2 separate regions of the Mus musculus genome follow, and region 2 is linked to region 1. A link is a loop called in an ENCODE intact Hi-C map of the cell type or tissue named here. Cell type or tissue: heart. All regions are shown on one strand. Links, peaks and the distances in the headings refer to the core of each region. The heading gives the core; the rest is flanking DNA.

What was found. Hi-C counts contacts between places; a loop is a spot of excess contacts. Peaks named below come from ENCODE experiments on the same cell type or tissue, not always from the same donor. Only the 100,000 strongest peaks of a DNase experiment are listed, where the experiment ranks them.
Region 2: it touches region 1 in a loop (2.5-fold over the local background); 2 of 42 quality-filtered maps call a loop at or near these places.

The regions. Positions count from the first base shown.
Region 1 is chr13:55,401,419-55,410,479 of GRCm38, reverse strand. It overlaps Slc34a1 (solute carrier family 34 (sodium phosphate), member 1), which reads right to left. Exons shown (of 13, transcript NM_011392.2): 6 at 7,701-7,812; 7 at 7,380-7,575; 8 at 7,141-7,236; 9 at 1,725-1,788; 10 at 1,320-1,487. Among named protein-coding and RNA genes, the nearest start is that of Slc34a1, 6.3 kb to the right of the region's middle. In heart, for the core only: a CTCF peak has its summit at 4,890 (motif pointing left); a DNase peak (open chromatin) is centred at 4,889; H3K27ac peaks cover 475 bases; H3K27me3 peaks cover 3,832 bases.
Region 2 is chr13:55,636,533-55,645,593 of GRCm38, reverse strand. It overlaps Ddx46 (DEAD box helicase 46), which reads right to left. Exons shown (of 23, transcript NM_001282055.1): 2 at 7,380-7,568; 3 at 5,660-5,803; 4 at 127-223. Among named protein-coding and RNA genes, the nearest start is that of Ddx46, 6.1 kb to the right of the region's middle. In heart, for the core only: CTCF peaks have their summits at 4,708 and 4,908 (motif pointing right); a DNase peak (open chromatin) is centred at 4,903.

The DNA.
Region 1 (9,061 bases), core at 1,951-6,950:
TCACCCCCGCCCCCCAAAAAAAGCCAAGGGTAGTGGTGGTGCATACATTTAATCCCAGTGCTTGGGAGGCATAGACAGGTGATCTCTGTGAGTTCGAGGCCAGCCTGGTCTACAGAGCTCCAGGTCCGCCAGAGCTACACAGAGAAACTGTCTTGAAACAAGCAAGAAATCAAGCAAGCAAACAAACAAACAAATAAAAAGCTTATTCTGTTTGTCGTGACAAGGCCTGAGCTAGCCTCAAAATCCTCCTGCCCACGCGCCTTGAGTGCTGGGATTACAAGCATGTGTCCTCATATCCAGCCCCCTCATCCACACCAGACTCCTTATGCAGGTCTTGGCTTACTCAGACAGACCTCTGATCACCTTGGGAACAACCTCTTTGGCACTGTGTTGTGTTGCCATTTGTCCTTCTGTCCCCTTGCCAGTCATGCATGCTTTACCATCACTGACCCCTCCCCACTCTTCCCTTCCTCCTAGCCTGAGAGTAAAGGAAGGCCAGGTAGGAAATAGTCCGGTTGGTGACCAAAATGATGGGCCCACCCAGGTGGCATGAGGAAATGGTGGACCTTTAGGGACAATATTAACCAGCTCTGTGCCACTGCCACCATTTGGGACACAGCCCAGCATGACCTAGTTGCCTGGTTTTATGAGAAAAATCACAATTCTGAGATCCTGGGATCCAGGATCCATTTCCTTTTGCCTCACTCCTGTGTCCTGTAGCACACAGTAGGGGCTTAATGTCCATTTGCCTATTAAACAGAGGTTTCTAGGTAGACATGGTCGTGTATAGCTGTAATCCTAAGACTTGGGAAGTCAAAGCAAGAACAACCGAAGTTCTTGGCCAGTCTCGGCTGCAGAGCAAGGTCTAGGGCATTGTGGACTACATGAAACCATGTCTTGAAAAATCCAGAACAAGTGAAAACAAAACCAGGGCACAGTGATGCATACATGTAGTTCCAGCCCCCTGGATAGAGGCAGGAAGAACTCTGTGAGTTCAAAACCAGCAGGGTCTACAAAGTGAATTCCAGGACAGCCAGCGCTACACAGAGAAACCGAGTCTCGAAAAACCAAAGTAAAGCAAAGCAAAGCAAAGCAAAACAATGGCTTCTAAGGATGCCCGTCTGCTAGAGAATGCAAAAGTCAGAGACAGCCTCAGTTTTCTGGCCGTCGGCATCTAAGGAGCCTCCAGGATGACCTGGTCCCACCTCTTCTTGATTCTTAGGGGAACCTGAGGTTTACAGATGATAGTGGTGAATTTAACGACACCCAGAAGAACTCATCTGGGCCCTGCCTAGGCCTGCAGTCTTCTTCCAGCTCACCTGTGTTGATGACCTTCTGGATGACATTGGCCACTTGGCCCTTGAGCAGGGAGTTGAGCATCTTCACAAGGAGGATAAGACAAGTGCAGAGAACCACCAGGGAGCCCGCCAGCAGAATGAGCCCCACGGCCAGGTCGGGCAGCCCCGTATCCACGAAGATATGGTTGCCTGAAAGGGCAGTATCAGGAGTCTTTATCCCTACATCCGGCTTCCCGCCTTTACCAACCAACGAGCTGTGAGCCTAAGACCCCCACATCTAGGTCCTTCAGCCTCTGCACCAGGGACTCCGTAAGCCCAGATGTTAGCTGCTTTTCCCGGGGCTGGACAGAACATGAGCAGCGGCCAGCCAGGGCACGGCGGTGCAGGGCTATCACGTGGGACGCCTCCCATGTTAGAGGTACTTACATTTCTCCATGGTGGTGTTTGCAAGGCTGCCGATGGCCTCTACCCTGGACATAGAAGTGGAAGCCTAAATTCAGAGGAAGGTGACTTAGAGAAGCTAGAAAAAGCACAGCCGGGGTGGGATGGGGTGGGGGGGCGGAGCTAAAAGAGGTTCTGGCGAAATGGGAGTACCAGAACACATTTCTGGCTCTGTGATCATGGACCTGTTGCTTGGCCTCTCTGCGCCTACCTTCTCAGTAGAAGAGATGAAGTTGAAATACCACTCAGAAATATGACCTCGTACATATTCTACCCTGTCACTGGCCTGATCTGCCTACCCCTGGGATCAGTGGGGACCTCCAATCACCACATTAGTAGCGTCTTGTCTTGTCTTGGTCCCCCTCTCTCTCAGTGGCTTCTGCAGCCCCTTTTCTGAAAGCCTCCATCCCTACCTGTTCTTACCAGTTCTTATCCTCATGACGCCTTCTTCCTCAGTTCCTGCCCCATGATCCCTCTAAGGCTCACTTAGCCCAAGCTTCATTCTGCCCAAACTCAGTGCCTTGCCCTTTGTGGAACCCAAATGGAAGGAAGATGGGTGAGGGCAGAGGGTCTAGCCCTGATCCTTTCTTCTGGACCCACTGAGTGAAGTGAAGAAGAGTCCCTAGATACAGGGGACCAAAGTCAGGCAGGTGACCTAAATTATGGTAGAATTTAGCTGCCTGTGAAGATGGCGGGTCTGTAGAGACAGCAGCGATTTAGCTCCAGACCACTGTTACCATGCAGAGATACACCCCAGTGTGGCCCAGCTCCTGGTTCTATAAGAGAAAACACAATTATGTAGCTTTAGGCTCAATTCCTATGCATGTTGTATCTACTCTGATGCCTCTTTTCCTTCAATACTCTGGATTGAGCTTAGACGCTCACAAATATTCAGCGAACATCCCAACTACTGAGCTACACCCCAAGACCTCATTTCATTTTTTATTTTGAGATGGGGGTCTCACTAAATTATCCAGGTAGGCGCTGGACTTGCCATCCTCCTGCCTCAGCCCCCAAGTATTTAGCAGTCACACGCCTATGTCAGTAGGCCTATGGAGATACACTTTAAAGTTCCAGGAAGCAGAGTTCTCAGGCCAGCAGAAGTGTCCTTTCGGGTGGTAGAGTACCAGTCTGTCGTTTCACTGGATTATGGACTTGTTGAAAATGAAGCCAGGATTCTGTACTTTGCCCACTGGTGCCCAGGAATCATGGAGCTGTGTCAGGAGGAAACGCAATGGCCATGGAGAAGCTAAGGGTGGGGCTCAGGAGGGAGCTGACACTGGGAGGCTTATGGCTTCTTTAGGTTCTTTTCCAAGCCATGTGTCATTTAAAGACTGTATGATCAGGTTGGGGCTTGGGCCAACCCTTGTCTATATGGACAAGATCCTGGTTTCATTCCCAATATCACAAAAGTAAAACAAAACAATACAAAAAGCCTCCAGTGTAATGTCGACAGGCTCAACAGCCTGCAGCTGGTTTGTGCGATGCTCTCCCTTGAGCAAGACATCGTGCTCAGCTGTTATTCCCAGTTCACTATAGCCTTGGGGCACCACCAAGTCCAAAGGCCTGAACTCTAGGCAAGAAACTAGGATAAAAATCATCTTCTAGGACAGAAATCCAGATGGGTACTTGGAGAGCTGAGGCAGGAGGATTGTCATGAGTTTAAAGCCAGCCTGGATTAGTGTGAGATCTTATCTCAAGAAGAAAACAAAACAACAATGTTAATAAGGTGAGAGATTCTGCTGACCTGCTCAGGAGAAACTGGGGGATTAGTCAGGAAGAGTCAGGCTGGGGTTTAGTCATGGGGAGAGCCAAGTGTTTGCTGAGTTCAAATCTCCTTTTAAAATCAACTTTCTGGGACAGGCCACACCACCTCTCTGAGCCTGTTTAAATCTGGATAATTGGGGCTCAAAAGCACAGGGCACTCTTCCAGAAGCCTCAGGTTCAATCCCCACATCCACGTGGCATCTCACAAGTGCCTGTAACTCCAGTGTTAGGGGATCTGGCACATAGACATGCATGCAGGCAAAATACCAGGGCACATAAAACAAATACATCTTTGGGAAAAATAAATTGGAATAGTAAAGATATAAAGGTTACAGAAGAAAAGATCCTGACCCTTTTGGGAAGGGACTTGGAAGACCTTCCTGAAGGTCTCCAGCCCAAAGCCCTAGGAAGCAGATGACTTCTTGAGATACGTGCACACCTTACTGGCTTTCTCTGAGCTGCTTCCTGGGGTCTTCTGGGGAGGGGATTTTTGTGGGTCTTATAGAGGCTGGAGGCAGGTGAATGTCCCACTGTGGGGTTGACTGAGTCGGGGCAAGGCTAGGCTGAGGACTGAGGTATCTGGAGTGTTGTTGTTTATTTGTAGTTTTGGTGCTCCAGACCTCACTCAACGATGATTGTGTTCTCCTCCCTCCTATGGGGTTCTGGAAACTTGACTTTTCTTCCTGGGATTGTGTGACCTTAACTGAACCCAGAAAGGGAGTCAGAGACCCTAAAGTGGAAGATGGGAACGGAGAGACAAGGGAGTGACAAGGGAGGATCCACTGTAATGCCAGGCTAGGGCAGAATGGAAGGGAGAGAGAATCCTTTAAGGAGAGCATACAGGGCAGAGAAGGTAGGAACTCTGGCCTAGCTCATAGAGCTGGGAAGGCCAGATCTGGTCCCGTTCCCAAGATGTGTCCCCCCTGTCTGTGGTAGAGAAGTGGCGAAGAAAGGGAGCCGGGTGGAAGTGGAAAGCAGAACAAAAGAGTGTGCCACAGTCCTGCGCTCACACTGCGGCTGAGCTATTCTCAGCTGTGTGAAATGGAGCCGGCGGTACACGTAACCTCTCTGGCTTCCGTTGTCTCCATGACAGAGTCCCTGAAGCTGTCTTCTTTTCCCCGCGGGGCTACTTGGAAGCATCTTGGAAGAGAGAGCATCTTGGTATTTAAGAGCCTACAGGGACATCCTAGATTGAGACACTTCTGGGAACTGAAGGAGGTGATTAAGTTCACAAAGGACTTCCATACTTCAAGAGTCCTTCCTCAGGAGAGAACCACAGAGGATGTGGGCTTGCACAATAGCTTCCCCTTTGAGGGTATAGTAGCTGAGGGGCCCTTTGTTCTTCTGGAAGCCGCGGAGCACTTTAGGCCAATAGCGCCATCTGGTGGCTGCAAAGAGAACTTCTCAGAGCGTCTCCACTCCACCAGCCTTGAGAGGGTGGCGTGGTCTGGGGTGTGCTGCAGGCAGGAAGAGAAATGGACACAGATTCGGGTACCTTAGAGTGGCATCTGGGAGAATCAGCTGCACGAGGAGTGAATTTTCCATTAGGATCGAGACTTGCCCTCCATTACAGGAAGCAATAATACAGGAAGTCACTTGTACCCCTCTGAGAGAGGCTGCTTCCCATCTGCAGAGTGGAGATTAATAGCAGCTGCCCCTAGTTACCAGTCCTTCAAAGATGCCGCTTAAGTCAGGCAGGTACAGTTGTCAGTTCACACTGAGACTCTCAGAAGGGATTCCAAGGACAATGCCAGGTCACCCATCATCCCACAAGTCTCAGACGCTCAAAAGACTTGATTCCCCCTTTCTATTGAGACCAGTTTGGCTAACGTTGGGTCCAGTGTGGTGAAGGCTGGAGGCCATGAAGAGTTGAAAAGAAAAATGAGGGTAGTAAAAAAAAAAAAAAAAAAAAAAAAAAAAAAAAAAAAAAAAAAAAGGCACATCCCAGGACCATGTGATGCTGCTGTGTAAGTCACATCCCTGCAGGGGACAGGTCCAGAGGAGGCAGAGAGCAGGGTCCTCAGATCCAGCCTTATACTCCAAGCCAAGAAATGCAACCTGCTGTTAGAGAAAAAGGTTTCCTGCTAGTTCAGGGACCTGAACCAGTGCTCTGGCAAGTGACAGCTGGAACAGCAAACAGCCTGAAGGCTGGCCCAGCTGAGTTTCCGTTTGTGTAAAATGGCTGGCACACTTGGCTGGTCTCATTTCATGACTACAGTGGGTGAAGAGGTTCAGGGCACAGGTAGAGACTTGCCCAAGACAGACATCAGGACGGAAATATCTCCAAGGCTTTTTTAGATCAGTACGTGATTTCTCCTCCTCTCTCCAGACTGTGCTTTCTGAGGCTGCAGTGACTCACAGAGCTTGCCTGAGAGTGCCAGAGAGCTCATGAGAAGGTGGCTGACGTGTTAGGAAGATCACAGAGGCAGCCTTAAAGCTGTCCACGTAGGCTTTTTGTTGTCAAGCTGCCTTGAACTCTCGGAAGAGCAGAACTCTCAGAAGGGTGGCATTGATGCCGTGAGCCACTTGGGATGCCAAGGAACACCGCAGGGCCGGCTGACGGAACATGTTTCCTGAGTGCTGGTAGAAAGGACCGGGAACATCCACAGCAAGAGGACAGAAGGTGGAGGATGGGCCTGTGCCTCTGCCGTGCGCTCTGGGTTTCCCTGTAGCTTTTCTAAATGGAGCTATTTCTTGTATGCAATAATTAAGGAGAAGCAAATTGGGAAGGCTGTGGTTTGGTGAAGCAGTTTTTCCCTTTTATGGCTGAGTAAGAAAGTGTGCTAATTGCCTACTTCCTTGTGCCTAATCGCCTTGCTATTATGCCTACTACCACAGGCATAACGGCTGATCCATGAGTGCCCAACCAATCCCAGCAGTTCCTCATTCTGAGCAGAAACAATGAACTTGTGGCTCCCAATGAAAGTGCCCCTGCCAGCACCAGGGACTGCTATGTCTCTCAGGGGAGCCACCCCTGAGAGTTAGTGAGCATCACACCTAGTCTTGCTCCTTAGCTGGAATCCTAGGGTCCAAACTTCTCGATATCCTTCTGGACTCTCTTCCTGGTCCTCTCCACCTTACTTACACCTCAAGCTCCAAGCATGGCAGAGCCCAGTGACTAGCCCCAAGTGTCCCTGCAGCAGGGTAGTCCTGGGCCTGCGTCTCTGTCTGTGAAACCAAAGGGTTGAGCTTGATCCATGGTTTCCAGACTCAATCACAGAGCAGTTAGAGGGCAAGTCGGAGACATGGCAACCGGGCTCATTCCCAACATTTTTTTCCAGATTCAATTGGTCTAGGAAGGATGTGTACATACTACGCGGTGGGTTTTCTTCTACTCTGTATCTAGTTTACATCTCTAATAGGTTCCCAGGTGGTATGGATGCTGTTAGTCTGGGGAACAACAGCTTTTTGAAAGCCACTGGGCCAGATCAATTACACGCAACACTAAATACACAGATGATGCTTGCCTACAGCAGCGTGTGCAGCTAGGAGGGATTACCAATGTCTGTCCTGGCTGTACTGATGCAGAACAATTGCACATCTGCTCTTTCCTAGCCAAGTGATTTCCAAAGTCTCTGAGACAAACAGGCCAGTGTCTAAAGAGGGTGTCGTCTTACCTGACTCTGGAACTCACCTCTGTTGTGTCTGGGTGACACCAAATCCGAATGAGACTGTGATTCCTCAGGGACTCATCCCCCACGGCAATGCTGGTGATCACAGACTTGTCCAGCTGTGAGCAAGATGATGATGACGATGACGTGTGTGTGTGTGTGTGTGTGTGTGTGTGTGTGTGAGAGAGAGAGAGGGGGGGGGTGAAGGTAGGGCCACTCGATATCCCACATCTGTCCATCCTGTGGCAAGTCCCACCCTCACCTGGATGATGAGTCTTGTGAAGGGCTCTGTGATGACTTTGAGAAGGTCGGGGGCATCACGGCCACCTCGGATGTTGAAGGAAGCAACCACAAGCCCGGTGACATGGTGTAGGTAGCCCGTGGCAGCCTCCAGGGGCAGTAGGACCAGAACAGACAGCCAGTTAAAACAGTCATGCACGGTCGCCCCTGCAAAAGCCCTGAGCAGGGACGTCACATTGTGGGACACCTAGACCCAAGGTGTGCCCAAGCTGAGGGGCCCCAGCACTCAGTTCTGCCCTCTCCCCCAACAAGTGTGAGGCCCGAACCTCCTTCCCCAGCTCACCGCCTGAAGTCAGTCCTGTCCCCTGCCTGCATCAGGGCCACAATGGTGTTGGTGACAGAGGTTCCGATGTTGGAGCCCATGATGATCGGAATGGCGGAGCTCACCTCCAACACTGGTGAAAGAGGAACCTCTCAAACGCCTGGGCTGCAGCTGCAGCCTCTGTCCTACCATAATATTTCCTACGAGGCCTGTGACTTGTGTTCCAGCCTCAGACGTCTTTTCCAGTGTCCTCTTGACTTCCTAGGCTGAGCCTCACAGGTCCATGTGTACACACACAGTGTATTTACTTGTGTGTGAGCATATCCACATGTGGCAAGATTCGCACACTGTACAGGGTGTGTCCATGTGCTCCTGAGCGTGGACATGTGCATGTGACTGTGTCATGGGAACTCACACCTTGTGCAGTCCACACGTTGTGTGTGTGTGCAGGTATGCCTTACCACAAGTGGGATTGCTGGTTTTATGTGTTGACTTGGCTAGCTGATAGCACCCAGTTGATTTTAAGAGTATTTTTGTGTGTCTACGTGTGTGAGCGTGTGTGTGTGTGTGTGTGTGTGTGTGTGTGTGTGTGTGTGTGGTGTATGCAAAGGTGGAAACCCGAAGAATTCACACGTTCAGCTCTAGTACTCTCTAATTTTTTACCATGAGGCAGCATCTCTTGCATAACCTGGAGCTAGGTGGTAGCCATGGCACTCCAGCAATTCCACCGATGCTCCTGGCACTGGTGTGTGTGCAGCTGTGCCCAGGCTCTTATGTGAGTACTGGAAATTCAAACAGGGGACTTCACATCATATAGCAAGCACTCTGACCCACTGAGACTCCCTAGCCCCAGGTAAAGAAGATGATTCGTGATCTTCCTGGAGGGAGAGATTTCACCTGTAGCTCACAGGGTTGGCTTCCACCTACACACCCTGCCCCTCTGAATAGGTCACACTGTAAATGTCAGACTTGGGCACCCAGCCACACAATCTCAAAAGTCAATTCTTTTTTTTTTTTAATGATGTATCTATTTTTATTTCATGTGCACTGGTGTTTTGCCTGCATGTATGTTTGAGTGAAGGTGTTGGAGATCCTGAAACTCAAGGTGAAACTGAAGTTACAGGCAGTTGTGAGCTGCCATGAGAGTACTGGGAATTGAAGCTGGGTCCTCTGGAAGAGCAGCCTGTGTTCTTGACCACTAAGAGCATCCCTGCAGCCCTGTAAGTCAATTCTTTGCAATAGATTGCATGCGTGGGGTGGTTTTTACTGGCTGGCTTTCTCTGGCTTTCCTGAGCAATGGTGTGGCTGAAGGGAGGTGGCCTTCCAGGAGCTGTGGTTCCCCCTCTGCCACACTCCCCAGCTCCCGGAGCTCCTTTCTGACT
Region 2 (9,061 bases), core at 2,337-7,336, 230 kb before region 1:
CCAGCCTGGTCTACAGAGCAAGTCCACACAGCCAGGGCTGCACAGAGAAGCCTTGTTGTGGAAAAGGAAAGAAAAGAAAGAACTGTTGTGCAAACATGTCTGCGGCCCTGGGGCCAGCTGACCTACCCCAGCATCCTTCTCTTTCTCGTCCTCCTTGTCATCCTTGTCCTTTTTCTTCTCCTTGGAGCTGTCCCCACCTTCTGCTTTCTCTTTGGACCTAGACCTACCGAAGAATAGAGAGAGTAAGAGAACGTCCACTCGGCAACCATCTGGTCATGTGTGTTGTGGAGGTCAGGGGAGAGCGTGCAGAAGTCAGGTCTCTCCTACGCCTATACCAGGGACCAAAGTCAGCTCGAGCCGCAGCAGCAAGCATCTTCTCGCCAAGTCATCTTGAAGTTCTATGATACTAATTTTAAGATTATTTAATAGAAAAAAATTTAAAAATAAAAAGATTATTTAATAGATATGGATCTCATTTTCTTATTTCTCCAATTATCAACACATTTCCATATTCAATAACAAATATCTTAGTACATGAGAAAAGTGAGTCTTTTATAGTAAATATTACTAAACATCTGGAAATTTGTCTGAGAAAAAAAATTACAAAATTTAGACAGGATAGAAAAATTTTAGTAATTCACACATATAGTAATACTCAAAATAACAAGGGGCTTTCTTTACATTTGCCTCTAATAAGAAAATGGCTGAATTTTAATGATATAAAATTAATCATTGTTGGGGTAGAGAGATGGCTCAGCCGCTAAGTGTACTGTTGCTCTTAAAGAAGACCCAAGTTCAGCTCCTAGCAACCCTACAGATCATACATATAACCACTGGAAACAACAGTTCCAGGGGAATCCCTGTGGCCTCTGCAGGTACTGCATGCATGTGGAATGCAAATGTACATGCAGGCAAAATACTTATATACATTAAAAAAAATAAGTAACTAATCTCTCCCCTTCACAATTGGTGTTTCTGAGTGATTTCTAGATAACGCTTCAGGTTTGAAAAGGCTACTCAGAGATGAAAAAGATATTCTTCAAAATAAAATTCCCCTAAGATCATCAGGTAATATATACCCCCCGCCGCCATTGAATTTGTTCTTTGTTCTGCCCAGGACAGCTTTCTGTGAGCACAATGAAGGCAGTCCTATTTTACTATAGAACAGCAAACAGCCCTAGCATGATTTATCTTTAGTTTTCTCAAGACAAGGATTCTCTGTGTAGCCTGGGCTGTCCTGGAACTTGCCCTGTAGACCAGGCTGGCCAGATTGCTATCTTAAGGTCACAGCAATGTAAGCTGACATTCACCAAAGGCTGTGTGAATGCATCTGTCCACAGACTCGTCATGTTCCCTCACTGATCTATCTGTGCTTCTCTACACAGGCACCTGACACTGTTCGAGACTGCAGCCTTGCCCTGTGTCCCTATGGGCGAGCACAGGAGTCCTCCTACCTTCTTTTCAGATAATGTCTTTTGTACTTCTAATGTGTAGTCACGAGTAGTATATAGGTGTGTGGCACTCATAGAATAAAATAAACAAGTTATGAGCTATGCAGGGAACAAGCCAAAGATTACAGCCTCATCATTCGTTCAAATAATAAAATCTCAGAGTCTTATTCTGGGAGCAGAAACTGGGAGGAAAAACACACCCTCGCCACACTCAGGGAGACACTGTCAAAAGGCCATTTGGTAAGACACTGGAGAGCTGGTCTTTACATGTACACACAGACAGTCAGACAGACAGACAGACAAACACACACACATACTTTTTTTTTGGTTTTTCAAGACAGGATTTTTCTGTATAGCCCTGGCTGTCCTGGAACTCACTCTGTAGACCAGGCTGGCCTTGAACCCAGAAATCCACCTGCCTCTGCCTCTCAAGTGCAAGGATTAAAGGAATGTGCCACCACTGCCTGGCACACACACCACATTCTAAAAGAGGAAACTGGTAGGTGGTGGTGCTGGGAGGTGGAGGCAGGTGGATCTTTGTGAGTTCAAGACCAACGTGGTCCACAGAGCAAATTCCAAGACAGCTATACAGAGAAACTCTGTCTCCCAAAAACAAAAACATTGATTAAACCTTTTTTCTAGACTAAAATATGACTTTTCTCCTTACCTCTTATTAATATATAGTACTGCACTAATTCTCCAATTTTCTAATGTTAAAATAATTTTCCTTTCTTGAAGTAAACTCAATTTGCTCTTTATGCTACTTACCTGCTTTTTGTTTTATTTTATATTTTATTTATATGAGTACACTGTAGCTGTGTGTGTATATACATATACATATCTACATATAGAGGGGGAGTGTGTGTGTGTGTTGTATTTCCCCTATGCCACCTTTGTCGGGTGCTTATTTGTTTTTGTTGGCTTTTTTTTTTCTTTTGAGACAAGGTTTCTCTGTGTAGCCCTTGCTGTATTCAGCTAGTTCTGTAGACAAGATTGGCCTGGACCACACAGACCCCCTCAGTGCTGGGATTGAAAGTGGGCACCACCAGACCCAGAATCAGGCGTATTCTTAACTCCTACCATCGTTATATATCACAAGTACAAACTGAAAACCCCTAATCTGAAAGGCAAACTCTGAAACTTTGTGTGTACACAACATCTCAAATAGGAAATTTCACATCCCACTGCACACACCAGGTTGCAGCCCCACACACACACTAAAAGCACAGTATAAAGCTACCTTCCGAGGGAGGGGTGGAGCCTGGTGGGAGGGCACTGTTCAGCCTGTGCATGGGACTGCATCAATCCCCAGCAGTGTAAAACCACACGGTACAGAAACCCTATTCCAGGGAGATATGCGTAAGATGTTCAGAAAAAATAAACTCTGGGGCTAGACACGGAGATCATTCCCAAGACCTCTCTCACTGCACACAGACATGTAACGGAACACAGAAGTCCCAAACTGAAGACACAAGTGAAGTTCAAGCCTTCTAGACAAGAAATATTCAACCAGTAGCAAGTTAAAAACAACAAAAACATCAACAACAACGAAGTCCATATAAATGAAGTTTTCTAAGAGAAATAGGCCAAAAGGAAGAAGAAAAAAATAAAAATGGTATTCAGCCTGAGAAAGAGGATCAGGGTCGTCAAGAGCACACGTTGCTGTTACGGAGACCCTCGGGCTCGGTTCCCAGCACCCACATCAGGGAGGATGACTCCTGGTGCAGAGATCTGATACCTTCTTCTGACCTCAGCACAAGGCACACACATGGTACGCGCGCGCAAACACACACACACACACACACACGCAGAACACTGCATACATAAAAAATTAAAATAATAAAAAATTTTGTAAGCTTTGAACGTACACGTACTTCAGAAAAGAAATCAAATGGCCAATAAAGATGCAAAAATATCCACCTTCACTAGCAATCAGAGAAATGCACATGAAAGCCACAGGAAGCCCTCAGGAAGCCAACAGTCATCTCTTGAATACTTCTCTCCATAATAAAATTTTTTCCAATTCTCAAAATAAAAAAATCTACAATATAATCGCATATCTAACCAACTGGCAGAAACACAAAAGTCTAGCAATTTTAGACACTGGGATGGCATGGACCAAGAGAATTTTCTCACGCTGTGGTAGGGTAGAAGGGCAAACTCTTCAGAAAGGAACCTGCGGCCATCACCAAGTTAAAGCAGAGCTGTGTCTATGGCCACAGTCTCCCTTCTAGACGTAATGCCTAGGAATGCTCACGCACAGATATGCTATGGCACTCAAAAAGCCATAAGCCATGGATATATCTCAGGAAGAAAGCACCTGCCTATAACATAAAGCACAAGATTTTGGGTTTGATGACAACATTACAGAAAAAAGAAATGAGAAAAAAAAAGCTGAGGGCCCTCAAAGTCTAGCTGCATACAAGTCCATTCAATGGCATAGTAAGCTATGTATAGTATGCAGAACACTATTCAACAACAAAACTGAACCAGCCCAGGCAAACCTCAACACTGAGCGAAGACTACAGGATTCCAGTCACGTGCAGCTAAAACACAAAGTACTCTAAGGGGCGCACACAGGTGGGAGGCAGTAAGGAAAAGCTCCACAGTGGCTTCCCCAGGGGAGAGAGCTAACAGTGAAGCTCGCTCAGGAGGCAGAGGGAGCTTGTGAGGGAGCCAGCACCGCACAGCAAGAGCCCCTCAAACAATAAAAGGTAAGTCAGGCGAATGGGGTATGAATTTGAAGTAAGTATAAAATGGATGGCCACATCCCCACAAGCAAGGTCAAGAGAGAAAACGGGCTAAAGACAGCTCCTGGTGAAAGCATCAATCACTGTTCCAGGAGTGGTGATCCACCTGCCTCTGCCTCCTAAATGCTAGGATCCAGGATTATCTTTTAATTTCAAGAAACCTCAACAGTATTACACTGGCCTTGGTAAAATAAAAGTACAACTTACAAAGTCAAACAAACAACCCTGGAGAGATGCCAACACTGGATAAAACAGGAAACAGGTGAGCGTCAACATAGCACACTTGTGGTTTCAGTAAGCAGTGTTACCGGGTGGTAGGAGACTGGAGAGCAAGCCCGCTGACCTGACAAGAGGCTTTCAGCCACGTGTTAACCAGCATCACAAGAAACATACACACTAACTCTCACAAGCCAAGGCCACACTTCCCCAAACAGCAATTCAACAGGCGCACAACGAATGTTAAGAAGCTACTGTTGAGCCGGGCGTGGTGGCGCATGCCTTTAATCCCAGCACTCAGGAGGCAGAGGCAGGGGGATTTCTGAGTTCGAGGCCAGCCTGGTCTACAAAGTGAGTTCCAGGACAGCCAGGGCTATACAGAGAAACCCTGTCTACAAAAAAAAAAAAAAAAGCTATTGTTGGGCTGCACAGCTTACTCAATGGTTAAATCACTACTGCTCTGGCAAAGGAGTTCAGTTCCCAGCACCCCCAGCAGGTGGCGCACACCACCACAAAAGATGCTTACAAAGTTCTGACCGTTAATAACATGCATTAAATAAGGTACAGTGTAGAGTATAAAACCAATAGAGCCGGGTGTGGTGCCCCACACCTTTAATCCCAGCACTCGGGAGGCAGAGGTAGGCGGATTTCTGAGTTCGAGGCCAGCCCGGTCTACAAAGCCAAGGCTATCCAGAGAAACTATCTCGAAAAAAACCAACCAAAAAAAAAAAAAAAAAAAAAAAAAACCAAAAAACCAAAAACAAAACCCAATAGAATCTGCCAGTGTCTAAGTGAATAAGATTCTTGTACCTCCAGCTCCTGGGGATCTGAGGCCTCCTGCTTCCACTGGCACCTATGCGCCTGTACACACCTACACAGGCATGCATAAATCAATAAAAAGAAATCTTTAAAAAGTTGTCAACCAATATCTAACTATCAGAAAAAAGAATCTCAAAGAAAAAAAAAACAAAACTGAGGCCAAGGATGGAGCTGAATACAGAGGGCTTACCTCAAATGGTGACCAGCATGCCTGAGACAATAGTCACTGCCCCACAAAAGATGATAACAGAAGTTCTGACCGTTAATAAATAAGAAATAAGGGTTCAGTGTGGAGTGTAAAAACAATAGAATCTGCTATTCTCAACTGAAACATAAGCCCCACAGCCTAATAAACACTCTGCCAACACTTCCCAGCGAGCGTCAAAGCCTGTAGCAGCAGGCGCAGTCTGAGGACGGCGTTACCTGTTCTCAGTCTTCTTGGTTTTGCTGCCAGGACTGGAGGACCGGGACCGCCTGCCCCGGCTTCGACTCCTTGAGCGCCTTCTATCTCTGCTCCGAGATCTTCTCCGCTCTCGGCTTCTGTCTCGCTCTCTACTTCTGGAGCGCCTGACGGGAAGAGTTTTCTTTTATTTTGTGGCCAAAGAGAATTACTGCAGACCGTGACTGTCCCAACCCGAAAAGGCCTTACAATTATGATCACTGCTGAGGCCTTACAGAGCCTCACTTAGCTACCAAATCAGCCAAACAGGAAACAAGGGACGCCAGTTCCCACGAGAATCGAGGGAAATGGGAGGACACTAGTTCCCATAGTGACCTTAGCTAACACAGCAGGCTGTAACAGATACTTTAAATTTCAGGCAGTCTCCAGCTAGAGCTGCAGCTCAGCCCTGGTCACTGGCTGAGCTAATCAAACTCCTAATCTCAGCAAGGGGGAAGTGTTGCCGAGGGGAGGCCTGGGCCTTCATAAGGACACAGACAGACCTGGCTCAAAGATCAGAATCTTAAGACTAAGAGGTGACACTTCTCCCCTAGAGCTGCTAGTTACCACGTGACAGAGGGCAGACCCCCAACTCCCTGGATCCCAAGTTCCTCAACTAGACAATATGAAGAATTCACTATATAATCTCCAGTCTTGTTTCTGTTGTTGTTTTGAGTCTCACTGACTTGAACACAAGGGATCCACCTGCCTCTGACTTCCTAGCATTGGGATTAGAAACATGTGTAACCACACCCAGCCTCAAAATCCATGACCTAAAATTTGCAATTTTATTCTCACATAAAGTCAGAGATAAGCATATGGGGGGGGGGGGTGCGCACAGAGGCAGGATGGAGCTCTGTGAGTTCCAGGCCAGCCTAGTCTACAAATCAAGTTTCAGGACAGCCAGGGCTACACAGAGAAACCAGGGAGGGGGGTAGGGGGGGGGACTGGGGGGAGGGGACCGTGAATGTTACTTATTGAGTAACTGATTTACTTAACAAGCGCTTGACAGAACTGTGAGAGCTGTCTGAGGGACACATGACAGGAAGGTGAGCAAGCCTACACTCTAAACTGTCATGGGTAACTGCTTCTCTGGAGTGCCAGGTCCTAAGACCACAGCATTCTCACCTTCCAACATCCTAAGAAGACAAAGTCCTAGTTTAACACTGTCATGCGTTCTGTTTTTAAAGACATTTTCATGGAGAAAAGCTGTAACTATTGACATTGGTGTGAATAAATATGTAAGTAAATAGAAAATAGAAAAGTGGAGTGGTTTTCAGTTTAAATCTAAGAACAGTCATTAAATTAGCTTAAAACAGCAAGGAGAGCCCACAGAAACTCTGCCCTGTTTCTTCCCAGTGTCTGCTTTAGTGGCCACTCTTCACACAAGGGTCAGCCCTCTTGGGCAGAATCAAATAAAATCTGCACGAGCAGAGCATATTATCTTACTTTTATCTCTCTCAGGGACTTCAAGGTTCTCTCTGGATTACAGAAAACACAATCTAAAGTTTCCAAGCTTAAAGATACCGTTTAAGACTCTCTTTATAGACAAGTCCTGTGCTTAATCAAACAATGGTTAAAAAAAAAAATAGCAGGAGGCCCACAAACGGGCCACTAATTTCCAAACTAGAACACAGCTTTGGAGAAGCCCAATTTATCCGGGAAGGCCCAGTATCACTGGTTCTGCAGAACTGGACGTCTTACCTCAGGCGCTTCCTGTCCCTTGACCGAGATCTTCTCTTGTCCCTACTCCGAGACCTCTCTCTCCTCCGGTCTCTGTCTCTGCTCCGAGAGCGTCTGTCATCCCCACGTTTGCTTCTTTTGTCAGAGGGTGAGCGACTCCTCGATCGACTTCCAGAACGACCTCGAGATGCTGAGCGTTTTCGGTAGTGGCTACAACAGTATCAAATCCAAGATCAAACTTAGCATCTGTATAGTCCTGACTGTCCTGGAACTCACTCTGTAGACCAGAGTGGCCTTAAACTCAGAAATCCACCTGCCTCTGCCTCCCGAGTGCTAGGATTAAAGGCATGCGTCACCACTGCCCGGCTGTCTATTTCTATGTTTAAAAAAAACTCACAGAAAAGATACAGCCAAGATGAAGTGACATTTTAGAAACCACAGAAGGAAACATAAGCAGGAGCCATGCAGACAGGCAGGGGCCCTTCCAGGCGAAAGGCACATGGGCAAACTCATGGGAAGGAGTCCAGACCGGCACATGAAGGAAAAGTGGCAAGAAGACAGTTACACAAACTAGTCAGTGGGCCAGGGGTGGGGGCCATGCCTCAATCCCAGCACTCAGGAGACAGAAGCAAGCGCATCTCTGAGATCACAGCAGTCTAGTCTACACAGTGAGACTCTGTTTCAAAGAAAAGATGAGAGAAGTGGAAAGAGAAGAGGAGAGAAGTGGGGAGGGGAGGGGAGGGGAGGGGAGGGGAGGGGAGGGGGGGAGGAAAGGAGAGAAGAACTCAAGAGAGCACCACGAGACAAGATCAGAGAAATAGCAAAATACTTAGATATGGAGAACCTCACCGGGTCTTACAATGACTGTCTTTTACTCCGAGTAAGATAAAAAGCTATAGGGCCACATATGGCAGCAGCCCCCTGTAGTGTTATTAAGGTGTCTAAGCTACTGAGGAAAGATCACTATGTCAATCAGGCTAAGATCAGTATGTTCTCATCTCTAAATAAATATTTTAATTAATTTATGTGTATATGTATATGTATATACCTGAGGACAAATGTGTGTGTGTGTGTGTGTGTGTGTGTGCGCGCGCGCGCACTCGTGGAACTGGAGTTACAGACAGCTGTGAGCCACGTGGATGCTAGGAATTGAACCTGGATCCTCTGGAGCAAACCCAGGGCTTTGAACCACTGAGCCACCTCTCCAGCCCCATGAGTAAATATTCTTACAATAAATAACAAAAAAGGAAAAAGTTACCGGAAGATGTTTAAGCATGACTATTTTTAAAGTTATCACTCAAGAATCAGGTATGCAATGCCAGCACTCAGGGGTGGAGGCAGTGCCTCTGGCAGTTGGAAGCGCAGCTTGTATCTATAAAAACGAAAGTATTGTCTTGTTGCTGAGCACAGAACAGATCAAACGGAGGAGGCAACAGGAGGAGAGAAACCATGAGACTGAAGCAAGCATCCGGCTTCAGAGAAGCCCCGCTTAGGTCAGAATAGCGAGAGTAGATGCTGAGAAATACCAAGATCTCCAGTGGAGATAAAACATAGAAGCCCAAAACACTAGCACTGACTCATCTTAATTATGAATTAAATACCAAGTATGAGGGCAAGAGAGAAGGGCTGGGTGTCTCCACATGGGACCAGAATAAGCAGGAAAGGGAGGCTGTGCTGAGGGGAGAGGCCATGGTCGTCCAGCC